Linked DNA regions of Homo sapiens: regions 1 and 2 are each linked to region 3. Evidence: chromatin contacts called from ENCODE Hi-C data. All regions are on one chromosome and are shown on one strand. Each heading gives the region's core, a stretch centred on a gene start or an enhancer-like site at or near the end of the contact. The rest is flanking DNA. Distances are from core to core; before and after follow the strand shown.

Region 1 (4,096 bases), core at 341-2,840, 710 kb before region 3:
TCCCCCATTTTAGAGATGGGGATCTGAAACCCAGGTAGCTTAGGTAACCTGCCCGGGGGTGCACAGTTAGTGAGCAGTGCAGGATTTGAACCCAGGCAGGCTGACACTGGAGCCCTTTCATGTCCTCAGGTAGCATGTGACGCAAGTCTTTTATGCTGTCACTTTCTGAAAAACAGTGCAAACTCCCATGGAAGTGGATTTCATGCCACAGCGAATGAGGGAAGACACTGAAGTTGTCAACACTGAAATTTCACAAAGACTGATTTGCTTGCCCACAGATTCCCCAGGACAGCTCAGACGCGATCGTGAGCAAGGCCATTGACTTGTGGCACAAACACTGTGGGACCCCGGTCCATTCAAGCTGAACGCACCCGCTGGTTGTGGACCGTCTGCCAGGCACCACAGTGAGCATTGTGTTCTTGGCATGTGATCTGGGAAACTGATTGAATAATACACTTTTCTTGCTTTGGTGCTCAAAGTGGTTTTTTTCCCCCAATAAAATTATTTAATTGAAATGCCTGGTGTTGCTGTGTTGGCGAGCAGCATCTTGCAGTTACATAGAAATGTAAAGTTCATCTCTGAATAGCATTTCAAAAGGGTTGTTAGAAAATAGCTCCCTGATTTTAAAGCGGTTTAGTCAGGGTGAGTGGGTGTGTTAACCAGCAGTGCATAACTAAGCCTGCCCTGCCTGTCTCTAATTAGCACCAAGCTAGTTACTTTCAAGGTCTGTTTCTAGAATAAGAGTGACTTCCTTTTGTTGACACCTCAGATTTGGCTTTTGTTGATGCAATACGTGTTTAAATCCAAGCCAACTGCCTTCTGAGGCTTCATCTTGCTAAACAGGCTTTAAACAATTCCTTACTCTTTTTTCTCTTTGGGCCAGTTGGAATGAAACCATTATTGAACAAAATGTGTTTGAATTGCTCCTAGGAGCAAGTACTTGTTGGATATTTTGCTGCACTCACATTTTTCTTGATGGGGTGTTAAATGTGGGATGTTAGGGTGCACTGTGCCACGCACTAAAGCAGTGAGAGAAATGGCCGGTGAAGGTGAACAGCTCATCACCCCTGGGCCACCTTGTGCCACGTAAATGGCATGGCCACTCTTCACTGGATAGTTCCCGGCTTTGGGAGTAGTGAGTGAAAGGGGACCCTTTGTTTCACACCGGTTTAGCCTTCAGACCTGCAAGAGCCTGAGTGGTGAGTTGGATTTTCCACCCACCCCCTAAAAGACGAGGGCAGCTATGAACTTATAGAGGTACAATTCTGAGAATTCAGGCCCTCCTTAGTGTGTGAAATATCTGTTGAAAAAAAGTTCAGAGAAAGTGTGAGCTGTTGAAATCTGCTGCTTCTGAATACTAACATATCCAAGAGTATTTAATTTTTTAAAATAAAAATGCACTCCAAAGAAAAACCTTTTAAAGCAAAATTGCTGCCTAGAGTTAAAATTTTAATAAAAAATGACTTATTGCCAACCATTTATGCCGGAGCCAGGCAGGAGCGCTGGTACTCTTAGGGAGCAGGAAGGCTTAGGGGCTGAAGTTCCTCTGACTTCGCTGCTTTGGCTGGAGGCCAGCTGATCTGAAACGAAAGACTCTTACTGTACTGCTGAGAGATCTAAAAATAAATATTCTGCAAGTATATTCTGTCAAACCCAGTTTGGTAAAACCTTTCTGGCTGTAGGGTGTGGGGCGGCGATTTTTTCTTGAAGTTAGTCAATCTGAGAGTTTTTATTAAAACACTGATTGGCGGAATGATTTTTTTAAGGCCCATCCTGAGAAAGTGGTGGATGGAGAGGATGAGCATCCAGTTTCGCTTCATAGCAGAATTTCACTTTGCTGAGAGCTGAGTGTTTTGAAAATGTTTGTGCCTGCTGTCTTGGGTGAGGAGCGCAGTTCCTGATAAAAATACATCCATATGCCTTTTCTTCAAAACATTTTGTCAGGATACTGCAGAATTTTTCCTTCATATATTACAACCCACGGTTCCTGTCACAGACTATTGCGGCTAAAATGTGAGATTCTTCCTCGCCCTTGGAAAGCTGGAATTTAACATGATCAAATTTAGTTTCTGCTCTTTCCCGTCTAGAGATTTGCCTTAAACACAGATGAGAGAAGATCTCAGTCCTCTTGGCCAGGAGAAAGGAAGGCCGAGGAAGGTTGGAGAGTGTGTGTGTGTTGGGGGTGTGGCTTTGGCCTGCTGACAAATCGAATGGATGGATTGCGTCGAGGTATAATTGTGTAGAGGATTGTGTGTACACAGGCTTGTGTGTCAAGGCTGTTTCAGGAAATGAGGTCAGGGTTCATGAGAATGAAGCACTTTCTTTGTTAATGGAAAGTTCGCCTGAAAATTATGAGGCAACACTGAAATCATATGATGCGCTGAAGGAGCTCCGAGGACCTTCTTGCACTGTAGCTCTGGGTATGACAGGCACTTGCCCTGTCTTGAATTGCATAAGTTTCCTGTCATGTGGTTATCACGTCCCTATGGTGACTCAAGGTTTTGGTGTTTTCTGTCTGAAAATGAAGAACCTGGAGGGAAGCCAGTGGGGATGAGGAGGGTAAGCAAAGAGCTTAGATGCCCAGGACCAGATCCTAAAATGAGTCACTGGCTCACATGGCCCAAGTGACAGCGCCTGCTCGAGCTCTGTGACCGTAAGCAGCAGAGTGACATCCCAAGTTCTCCAGCCAAGGCAGCCTTTGGGGAGCCTGGTGAGGGGTGTGGGGTGTGGACAGTGAATCTGCCCGGGTCACATAAGGTCAGCAGCCTTTGTCTTTAGCTGGGTGTTTTGGGTCTAGAAGGGCCAGAAGGTGCTTTCCTCTGCCCTTGACAGAGAGGGAAAGGAGTGTGGGAATTTGGGGAGCAGGAGTTGGTGGCATCTCCTCTGTTGGTGAAAACAAAGAGCCGTTTCTCCTTGAGACTGTGTGCCAAATGAAACTGTCCGTGGCTCTTGGCACAAGCCGTGGCTCCTAGATCAGCTGATGTTCCTCCAGAGCTGGCACCAGTTTGAGTAGGAGGGAGGGGTGATGGATGGCGGTGTGGAGAACAGAGGGTGGTAGTGATTTCTGGGGGACCACGGTGGGGGTGCTGGCCTTTCATGGCTTTCCCGACCAGTCGCCCTTTCCACTTTGGTCCCTCTGTCAGCCTTGCCTTGGGGAGGTTAAAAAGTGAGTGGACAGTTTCTAGATGAGGTGATAACTCCCCATAAGGGGAGCCCCCTCCCAGGGGCTGATTTTACTCCAGGACAATGACAAAGGGAGTTGGAGAATGTCATCAGAGAAGGACACACAAGAATCCTAGAAGCTCATCCTAAGCACAACTCCAAATTGAATGTCATAGCAAGCGCTTAAGGTTCACATCTCCAACTCATACCTAATACTGAGGTTTTCCTTTGCAGTTTACCAGGAACTTACATGGCAGGCACTCGGGACTGCCAGAGCTCACGCTAAGCACTGGCTTTATCACAGAGTCACTTCCTGGTCTTCTCCATCATCCTTTCCTAGAGTCTTAATAAGTAGCAAGCTGGTGCTTGCTGGACATTTTAGCATCTCTCTTTTCCCTGCTTCTGCCTGCCCTCTGGACATAATACTAAGAAGATTTGAGAGGGGGGCAGCAAAGAGGAGAAGCTTTGGAAGATTCACTCCTAAACATCAGGTGGCTGCACGCTATACCGCAGTGGGCCTGCATTCCCACCTCCCGTTTCTCCCTCCTCTGACCGATATGTTTGGTTCATTTGTCTTTTTATTTGTTTTCATTCAATCACAAAATATATGTGAATACAGTCTTAATTATGGGCCAGGTACTGAGCTTAATTGCTGAACAAGACATGGTATCTGCCCTCTCGGAGTGTACAAGCATGCAGGGAAGACATATTTAACAGATAGATGTTTTGTTCCAGACATCTTTAGTAGAAACTCTCAACTCCTGTGCTGCCACACCAGGGAGAAGGTGGACTGAGTCTGTCCAGAAGCTCCAGAGGAAGGGTAGAATTGCTGTGAGATGTGTGATTCTGTGTCCCCTTCACTTAGTAATGGAAGAGGTGACAGGAAGAGCCTTGGACCGGGCAGGGGGCATGAGCATCTGCCCCACTCACTAGT
Region 2 (4,661 bases), core at 1,561-4,060, 860 kb after region 3:
CAGAGCTCCTAGAAGGCATTTGGGCAATTGCATGGGAGATGATTTCTGTAGCTGGCCTAGATTTCGTCATTCAACCACCTGGCAATACTCATTTTCAGAAACGCTGCCCAATAGTCTATAATCAAGGGAACGTGCTTGGCCTTTCACCCAGTGAGTGGGAAACTTTTCTTCCATTCTATAACCTTCTCATCTAGCACCATGCTTTTGTTCCTTCTGAAAGAAAGAGGCTTGCTGAACACAAGACCTGCAGATTGGAAGCTAATCAGTGTTCCTTCTCTAGACTCACACAAGCTATTCATGTGTGACAATCTGGACAACCCTCCGATCCCTATATGCGGGGAAGTTTAGTTCAGTTCAGTGCTCTGTCAGGGATGGAAGCGCAGAGAGAGAGAGAGAGAGTGCATTCCAAAGAACATGGGCTCTAGCAGTGCCTGTTTTATGGACTCGACCAGCCTCTGTCTTAGAGCAAATAAACTTGGTGCCCAGACCTCATCTGCTGTTTTCTCCCTAGCCCTTCCTTCCCTTTTGTGGTGTCTACCCCTCCCACCTTTCTGTGCCCCTCTTTCCCTGAGTACCCAAATCTTTCTTCTCCCATCTTAAAGAAAGCACTTGCTCAATAAATCTACCCCCAGACTCCAGTGCTCTATATTGTTCTTCAGCCTCTGAAGCCTTTACATTTTAACAAAGGGAATTTCAGAGAACGAGGCTTAAGCTTGGGTCCTACTGATAGTTGATGTCTGGAGCACTCTGTTGAAAAGGATTCTGAGGCATTACCAAGAAAAAGTTGTGTGATTATTTGGCAATGACTTTCAATAGCATGACAATGGACAGTGGTAAGATATATGCTATGTGTTTGCCATATCTGGCTTAATACAAAGGAATATATCCCTAAAGACAGAGTATCTGGGACCTGGATTGGGGTAAGAGTATAGACACATAAAGATTTTGTTGTTGTTGTTCTTGCATGTGTTGAAGAGAAGCAAAGTGGAATCTAGCTGATTATACACATGAATTTGTATGCTGTATTTTTTTTGGTGGTCTTTAACTTACTCTTTTATTGCCAAGTGTAAATCTGGTAGTTCATATATATGTTATTACCTTTTACTTACTAATGTCTTCTACCTAAGGACTTGTAAGTTGATTTTCAGTTCACATATCTGACCCTTGTTTTTCTTTTCCTTTTTGGGGATGAAGAAGATGAAAAGCACCTAAGGCCACTGCTGTTATTGGGGAAAATTGTAGTGGCTATAAAAATGAGTAGTAGAGGCCAGGAGGTTGGTTTGTCAGTACCTGGGCGGGTGTCCCCATGATGCAGGTAATTAGGATGTTGGAGAAAGAAATGCCACAGGATGGGAGCCAGGTACAAGTGCATCGTTATCCATTCAGTGGTTCACCAGCGCCAGGCACTGTGCTAAAATATGGAGGATACAGTGAAGTTCAGGAAACCTGCTACCTTTAGAGGCTGTCCGGGAAAGAGGAGCATAACAGACAGTGGGAGACAGGGTGATAGGACTGTAATAGGCATAAGCCCAGGATGCTATGGGCACACAGAGAGATGTGCAGGACTGGCTTCTTAAAGGGAAGCACTGTCTAAGCTGAGGCCCAAGGAATGAATAAGAATAGGTCAAAAGAGACATGGAAAAGACCTTCAGGCAGAAAAAACAGCATCTGCAAAGGGCTGGAGGAGCTGAGGGTATGGCTGAATTGGAGGACAGGGTAAAGCCAGGTCGTAAATCCACATTAGTGCGTTTGGACTTTTAAACCAAGTGCTTTTCTGTAGAAAAGTGTTATAATCAGAGGAATGAAATGATGTGGTTTATGTAAGAAAGCTGATTAGAAAGATGATTCTGGCTGAAGTGTGGACATTAGACTGAAGAGGAACAAGACAGGTAGACCAGTTGGTGGCATTGCTGGTAACTCAGGGGAGTTGATGTTAGCCAACTGATGATAACATCAGTCAATCCACAAATAAAATCAGAGAGTGTGAACAATGGGAGGTGACTTAGAGATGACTTAGCATTGGAAAACTAAATCTCCAGTAGGGTAGATGACATGCCCATGGTCATATGGCAGAGGTGGGGTAGAGATGCAAAGCTGGTACTTGAGCCAACTAAAACTGAGGTCTCCTCTCTCCAAATCCAGTTGTCTTTCCACTGTGTTTACATGGCCAGGTATTTGTTCAATTCCCAGTGTGTGCAAAACCATTCAGCTAAATGCTGGATGGATGGGCATGCACAAAGCTTGACCTAGCTCTGCACTTTGAAATCTTTCACGTGTTGTTCCCAGCTCTATGTGCTTGGATTAGACATTAAAGTACTGGTAATGAAGGGAGTGGAGGGAAGGGATGGAGACCTGTCACCAGCAGGAACGTGACTGGGTGAGCCCCAGTGCCCAGTGGGGAGCTGAGGTGGTTTGGGATTTCGTCCTTCATGAAAAATGCTAAGTTGGTATTTGGTCCACTAAGCCCCATTTTTGCTAGAACAAATCAAATATAGACACTTAAAGGAGGGTGTTTGATGTGATCCTGTTGATGGAAGCATCTCTATTTCTGCTCACGCCCTGGTTAGAGGAGCTCAGACTCTTTGGTGCCTGCCAACCCCACCCTTACGCAGTTTCCAGGGCCCCTGGCTCCTCACAGCCACAGATGGCCATGAAGTTCTACAAACTGCAGACACCCATGGAGACGTTTTAGGGAAGTGGCTATGGGCCCACTGTCAGATGTGCCAGTTTGGACAGTCAAATGGGGAAATGGCATAACACGAATGAGGTAAAGAGCATGGGCTCGGGCCAGAGGGAGCGTGAGAAACGAACATGAGTCAGGAAAACGGCACTGAAGCTGAGCTGGAGAAGCATTTCACCGCCGAAACCATGTTCAAATGACCTAAAAATAGTTCCTGAGACCGTGGGGACCGCCTTACATGTGGTGGTTGCTTTTAGTTATTTTTCAGATTGCAAAATTGAAGAGCTCTCCCCTAAGTGGGAAAATAAAGCTTTGCAAAATAGTAATGACTGCAAAGCTTTCATTTCCTTTGGAAAGCATTAGTCACCTTTAAATATGGTAGCTCACTTATTTCTCCCTTCTCTCCTACCCCAAAACACCTCACCTAGTTCTCCCTGAGGCAGTGGTGAGGAGCAAAAAAATAGAAATGTTCCTTCTGCTGGTTTTTATTCTTTCTTTTATTGAATAAATATTTTCCCTAACACATGGTTGGTCCTGCCCAGAAAAGCAATGTTATATCAGGCCAAGCTTCAGCCTGCAGGGGGTTTATCCTTAATAAGTGGAGATGACCCATGCATACAAATTATAAGTGCAGAAGATGGAAAGTGGTAAAACCTCATAAAAAAAACACAAGGAGCCACAGAAAAGGAAGAGTTTGCATCCAGCTGAGCGGTGTGGGAAGGGCACTGTGGAAGGCATGCATTGGATCTGAGCCCTGAAGGACCGGCAGGATTGGAGCTAGAAAAAATGAGAGAAGGTAAACAAAAGGAGCACAGTCCCAAGGCCAGGAGAGTGCAGAAAGCGTGAGAGCAAGGGTCAGTAATTCTCTTTGCTGGACCTGTTTGTGAAAGAGACTAATGAGAAATATCCCTGGAACTACCCACTCATGAAGGCTTGCAGATGGCAGACTAGAGGATGTTGGACATAGTATAGAAAATGGGAGCATTTGTTGTTGCTGTTGTTTGTTTGTTTGTTTGGAGTGGAAGCAAGGGTGAGCAGTATTTGTAACTTGGCCAGCAAATTATGCTTTAAAATGTCATTCTTGACAATAGTGCTTCAAATAAGTTGGAGTGACAAGAGATGGGAAACAAAATAAAATATAAACCAATATAAAAATAAAAACTAGCCAGCACATTATGTACTTTGATCACAATGTCTTAGTTTTTATGTATGGTTATTTCACAGTTCCAGTGATATCCCCAAGCACCCTTCTGCCTTGGAGGTCTTGGTCCAGTTTTCCAAGGAGTTCCAATAATCTGCTGAGTGCTCACACATGCCCCTGTCGTGCACTGCACAACCCATGCTGCACACTGTTCTGAGCATTGTTCTTACACACAGATAGCAAAACTGTAATCCCCACTGGGTCCAACATCCCCACCTGGCACAGTGTTAAGGGTTAGCACACCATGCCCACTGCTGATGCCAACAGTGTCATTTACCCATCAGCCCCCTGTGTTGGTAGAATTAACAATGTTACTCGCCACAGCAACCACCCCAGCTGGCCTGGAGTGCATCATCACACTGCTCTTGGTAGACCAGAAACCTACTGATGCTGCAGGTGTCCCTGCTAGTGTGTAAAGTATTGCATGCCCCGTACAAACACTGCACAGATATGCAGCTGTCACCCAGCCTTGGGGCAGATGTTTGTAAAGTCCCTTCCCCAAAGTAGTTGCTATGAGGCAAGAGAGAGAATTACTTTCTTTTATACTGTGCTCTCCAGGGTAAGATCCCTCAGCAAAGCTTCCTGGGTTCCCAGAAGTAACAGTTCTTTAAATTCATGCCTCATTTACAAATACATGTACACATCTTACCCTGAGAATACATTAAAAACTGCCAAGGGGTGGACTAAGCTGAGTTCCAGGACCAGCCACCTTGCCATTTCCAGAATCAGCAATTCTCTTCTTCTCTTTCTGGTTTTTATTCATTTTTCTATTGAATAAAT
Region 3 (4,598 bases), core at 559-3,058:
CTTGGATATGATGCAACTTTTTACAATTAATTCTAGGTGATCCTCCTGCACCCAGGAAATCTGTGTGCAGAGCTTAGCATGCCTGGGACCAGTAAATAAAGTTTTCCTCCGTGCAACTAAACCGTTTGATTGCTGTTATTGATCTTGACCACCATGAATAAATTTACAAATAGCAGGTTGTTTTTTTCTCCTAGGGTGTCTGATTTTCTGCCCATTCTCTTGAGTCAAATTACATTGTTTATCTCCTAGTGACTCCATCATTTATGTTTTTCCTGGGATCTCCAAAAGCTGAGAAATACTCAAGGCTGGGTTTGCCTGAAGGATACTGAAATCTGCTCATTTGAATCTCCTTCCTCCACGAGTTTCTTATCTGGTCCCATCCACAAATTCACAAAGATGTTGCATCTGGGGGGAATCCCAATTAGATCTTACCCATCCCAATTTAGCCCGTTTCGAAATCATAGATGCAGGAAGAAAACGGAACCACCATCATTATAACTTGTAGTTTCTTGGTTTCTGTGTGACCTGTTACTTTTTCTGCTTACTCCTTCCTCTGTTTAACTCTACATCGCTTCCCCTTTTTCCTATAGACTGTTATTTACCCTATGGTTATAGGCAAATTGATATTTCAAAAGAAAGGAAAAGAGAAACAAAAGTTCTGCACCTTGTTCCTCCTTTAAGGACAACGTTTGCAAAAACAGTGACTTCTGAGCTGAGACCACGTGTTGGAGCAACTACCTCACGGGACCACTTTGCAGGACCGCAACATCTGCTTGGGATGGTCTGGGTTCAGCCTTATGTGATCATCGTTCCTAAAAATAGTTTCTTTTGTTTTGTTAATAAAATTAGAGAATGCTGATAAAGTTCTCTTAAAGGGTCAAAAGAGGAAAGCTCATAAATTACAGCATTCCATTAATGAACAAAGCTACAAGAATGCAGATTGAGAAACAGCAAAAATTACAGGTCACAAGCTCTGTGATGTGAAAGAGTAGGAAGCTTCCAGCCTTTCCTCCACAGGCAAGATGAAGAGCTGGAAATGAACTCACCCTAATCTCTAAATTAACTTAGATAATGCCAGTTCCCATATATCTTTTACTTATCTCAGATGAAAATGAAATTGAGGTGAAAGAAAGCCCAGGCATGCTCTTCAGAAGCTCAAAGCAGAAGAAAAGTTGGTCAAAGAAATTACTACTTCCATTGTGTGTTTCTTTGTATAGATCTAAATAAACACAAAAATAATTATCCTCCTCCTTCTCTCCTTCTTTTCCTCTCTTTAATATTTTTTTTAAAAGTTTTACCACACTTCTTTGCCAATTAGAGCCACAGCATCTAAGCCCTAGATAGTCCCTTTTTAAGAGGTCTTCCTGCATGAGCCCTTCTCCTCCCACAGCACATTACATTTCTTCCTTTATGTACGGGTTAACCACATTATTTATGGTCAAATTGGGACACTTTTGAAAGTGAAAGAAGTGTTACAGTAGGTAGTCAGGCAGAGATGAGCAGAGCAAGAGAGGCTTCCCCACTCCCCCGCATGGGAAAGTCAAACAACCGTCAGGTGATGGTCAGGCAGTTGTCAATTGTCTCTCTAAAACAATCATTGGTTGCAACCCATGCAGGGAAAGGCAGTCTCTCAATAGAAACACCTGAAACTGGTGATCAGCAGCTTCCCAGTAAGATCTCAGGAGCTGGGCAAGTGGGCTGACACCTGTAAACTAAGAGGCAAAATGGCAGAGTTTAACTGGATATGACCTTATGGGAACGCTCGACTGATAAGGGAAGAATGCTTCAAGTGAGCATGCGCACAACTCCAGTAAACACACGGCACCTCCCCTCCCAAGAGCTGGGAGGTCACTGCTCATGCAGACAGGCTGCCCTAAGGAAAGGCTCAGGGGAGAAGAGGCACAACTCCTCAGAAACGTGCCAACATATAAAACCCCAAGTCAGAAGTCAAATAGCGCTCTTGAGCTCTCAAGTTGCCCACGTGGCCCTCTTGCAAGGGTGCTTTATTTCCTTTTGTTCCTGTTCTGAAGCTGTTTAATAAGCTTTCACTCCTGCTCTCAAACTTGCCTCGGTCTCTTACTCTGCTATAGGCCCCTCAGTTGAATGCTTTCTTCTGAGGAGGCGAGAGCTGAGGTTGCTGCAGACCCATACAAATTTGCTGCCACTAACAGGAGTGCTGTTAATGATTACTCTGGGACAGGAATACATAGCGGGGGCGATTGCAGGCAAACTGACACTTAACATTCACCCCACTTCCAGGTACCCATTCAGCTGATTCAATGCTGGTTTCCACTTGCTGACCTGCTGCTTTTGGAGTCCTTCTCAAGTTGCTTCTTATGCGTCAACTGGGTGGCAAACTCAGTGGCCTCTCCTCTAGGATTCCCCTCCCTTTCACACATAGGCAACATCTCAGCAAATGCTTTTCTTTCTCAAGGTCAAGGGAAAACATTCAAAACATCTCTTGTGAAAGTTATGTATTTAAAAGGCTGAAACCTGAAAAGAAGAGTACTGGTGTACATGAAAAATCTCTCTCTGGATAAATGCTTGAGGAGACGGATACCCCATTCTCTGTGATGTGCTTATGTCACATTGCATGCCTGTATCGAAACACCTCTTGGAACCTAGAAATATATACAGCTACTACATACCCACAAAAATTAGAAGTTAAAAATTTTAAAAAAAAGAAAAACCTCTCTCCTACTGGTCTGCTTGGTTCTGATCCTGGTTCTTTGGCAAAGCTTTTTTTACTTCTGCTTTTTTTTGGCAACTAGGTAGAACTTCAGGTAAAATAAAACAAATAAAAATGTATTGTGAAATATACAATATATGCAAAGGAGACTATGAAACGTTTATGTGCCATTTAAAGAATAACACTTAAGAACTAGAATATTGCCAGTATTTCAGAACCACCTTCCTCACCTAGTAAATCTCCATGATCATGTCCTCCTTCCCCTTGACAGAGGTGACAGCTCTCTTTAATTTTCTGTCCATTATTACCAGTTCTGCTTTTCAGTTTTTCACACTTGTGTGTATCCCTACAAAAGATCTCTGCTTTTTAGGGGGTCAGAGGGTGATTTCATGTAATAAGGAAAGAAAACTGTCATTCTTCTAAGAGCAAATTGTTCTTTTTAGAGAAAAAAAATTACTAAAACCTGATGTGCTTTCCAAATACTTAACCAACACATCACACATCAACACATGTGGAAGGGAAGAGGCTTAGGGAAAATCCTCAGCACTCACACTCCACTTCTAGGGCTCTGTCTTTGTGTTCCATTTCCGTATGGATGAAAAGCCAGCTTCCATTGTTCGGAATTTACATGAACAACTAATGTCCCCGAGGAAGTGGTGACTGATGTGGGATTTCCAACTTGTGGCAATTCTGCAGGCAGAGACCATGTTAGGCAAAACTGCCAACTATGTGAAGTATGTTGACAGTGGCACTCACTAAATTCCTATCCTCTGAGCCTCTGTGCCCACCTGGGGAGCCAGTGCGCTCTCTCATTTTCTATCATCTTGTTCATTCAAACCTTAAAACTAATCCATCACATTGATGAAGCTTAAGATAGGGCTTTGTAATCATTTCCCACCCAAATGGTCCAGCGGTAAAGGATAAGGGTATTTCGAGGGGTTTCTGGACATGAGAAGGCCATGGTAAGTATAGATTTGTTTATTTTCATTGTGGAGTATATCACACGTACACAGAAGAAACTAAAATACAACTGCACTCTAAGGAATAGTGATAGGCCGGGCGCGGTGGTCATGCCTGTAATCCCAGCACTTTGGGAGGCTGAGGCGGGCGGATCACAAAGTCAAGAGATCGAGACCATCCTGGCTAACATGGTGAAACCCTGTCTCTACTTAAAAAATACAAAAAATTAGCTGGGCATGGTGGCGGGCACCTGTAGTCCCAGCTACTTGGGAGGCTGAGGCAGGAGAATGGCGTGAACCTGGGAGGCGGAGCTTGCAGTGAGCCGAGATCGTGCCACTGCACTCCAGCCTGGGTGAGAGAGCGAGACTCTGTCTCAAAAAAAAAAAAAAAGAATATTGATAGAATGAACACCCACATGCCCAACACTGAGCTTTAGAAATGGAATATATGCCACACCTTAAATCTTTCTGGGTAAACCTCAAAGACTGCTTCTCCCGCCCCTCATCAGAGGTAACCACTGTCCTGAATTTTGTGTTCACCATTTCCTGCTTTTCTTTATGGTTTTAACACACGTGTATATAACCCAAAACAAAATATAGTTTAGTTTTTTCTTTGGGGGGAATGTATATAAATTGAAATTTTTTATTTATATTTTCTTGGGACTTGCTCCTCTTGCTCAAAATTATGTTTTGGGAAGTCATCCTGTTTATGCCTGTGCCTGTAGCTCACTAAACTTTCACCGTTGCACAATAATCCTTCCTATGAATTTATTTACTCTCCTTTTTTGTCTTTGAGACAGAGTCTGACTTGTCACTGGGCTGGAGTGCTGTGATGCTGCTATCACGGCTCACTGCAGCCTTGACTTCTTGGGCTCAAGCCATCCTCCCACCTCAGCCTCCCCAGTAGCTGGGACTACAGGTGCATGTTACCACGCCTGGCTAATTTTTTT

Evidence for each region. Hi-C counts contacts between places; a loop is a spot of excess contacts on that map. Pooled maps may share reads with other maps.
Region 1: a pooled map shows a loop between it and region 3 (4-fold over the local background). The contact joins two enhancer-like sites. A Hi-C loop is called at or near these places in 3 of 37 single-sample maps with no recorded cell type and 3 of 50 pooled maps.
Region 2: a loop to region 3 is called in a pooled map, with 4 times the contacts of the local background. The contact joins two enhancer-like sites. A Hi-C loop is called at or near these places in 1 of 168 maps with a recorded cell type or tissue (GM12878), 6 of 37 single-sample maps with no recorded cell type and 4 of 50 pooled maps.

The regions. Positions count from the first base shown.
Region 1 is chr6:13,301,370-13,305,465 of GRCh38, reverse strand. It overlaps TBC1D7-LOC100130357 (TBC1D7-LOC100130357 readthrough), which reads left to right. Exons shown (of 9, transcript NM_001318809.2): 8 at 279-404. The coding sequence ends at 365. TBC1D7 (TBC1 domain family member 7) reads left to right here. Exons shown (of 8, transcript NM_016495.6): 8 at 279-515. The coding sequence ends at 365. Among named protein-coding and RNA genes, the nearest start is that of TBC1D7, 25 kb to the left of the region's middle. RefSeq lists an enhancer at 2,316-2,365. Within about 2 kb of position 1,590, at least 33 of the 41 ENCODE cell types and tissues checked have a DNase peak (open chromatin) inside an H3K27ac peak, as active enhancers do.
Region 2 is chr6:11,730,445-11,735,105 of GRCh38, reverse strand. The region is part of intron 4 of ADTRP (androgen dependent TFPI regulating protein); the gene reads left to right. LOC124901258 (a long non-coding RNA gene) reads right to left here. Exons shown (of 2, transcript XR_007059452.1): 2 at 3,859-4,661. Among named protein-coding and RNA genes, the nearest start is that of ADTRP, 46 kb to the left of the region's middle. RefSeq lists enhancers at 2,349-2,438, 2,719-3,018. Within about 2 kb of position 2,810, at least 17 of the 41 ENCODE cell types and tissues checked have a DNase peak (open chromatin) inside an H3K27ac peak, as active enhancers do.
Region 3 is chr6:12,591,606-12,596,203 of GRCh38, reverse strand. No RefSeq gene overlaps it. Among named protein-coding and RNA genes, the nearest start is that of LINC02530, 8.5 kb to the right of the region's middle. Within about 2 kb of position 1,808, at least 7 of the 41 ENCODE cell types and tissues checked have a DNase peak (open chromatin) inside an H3K27ac peak, as active enhancers do.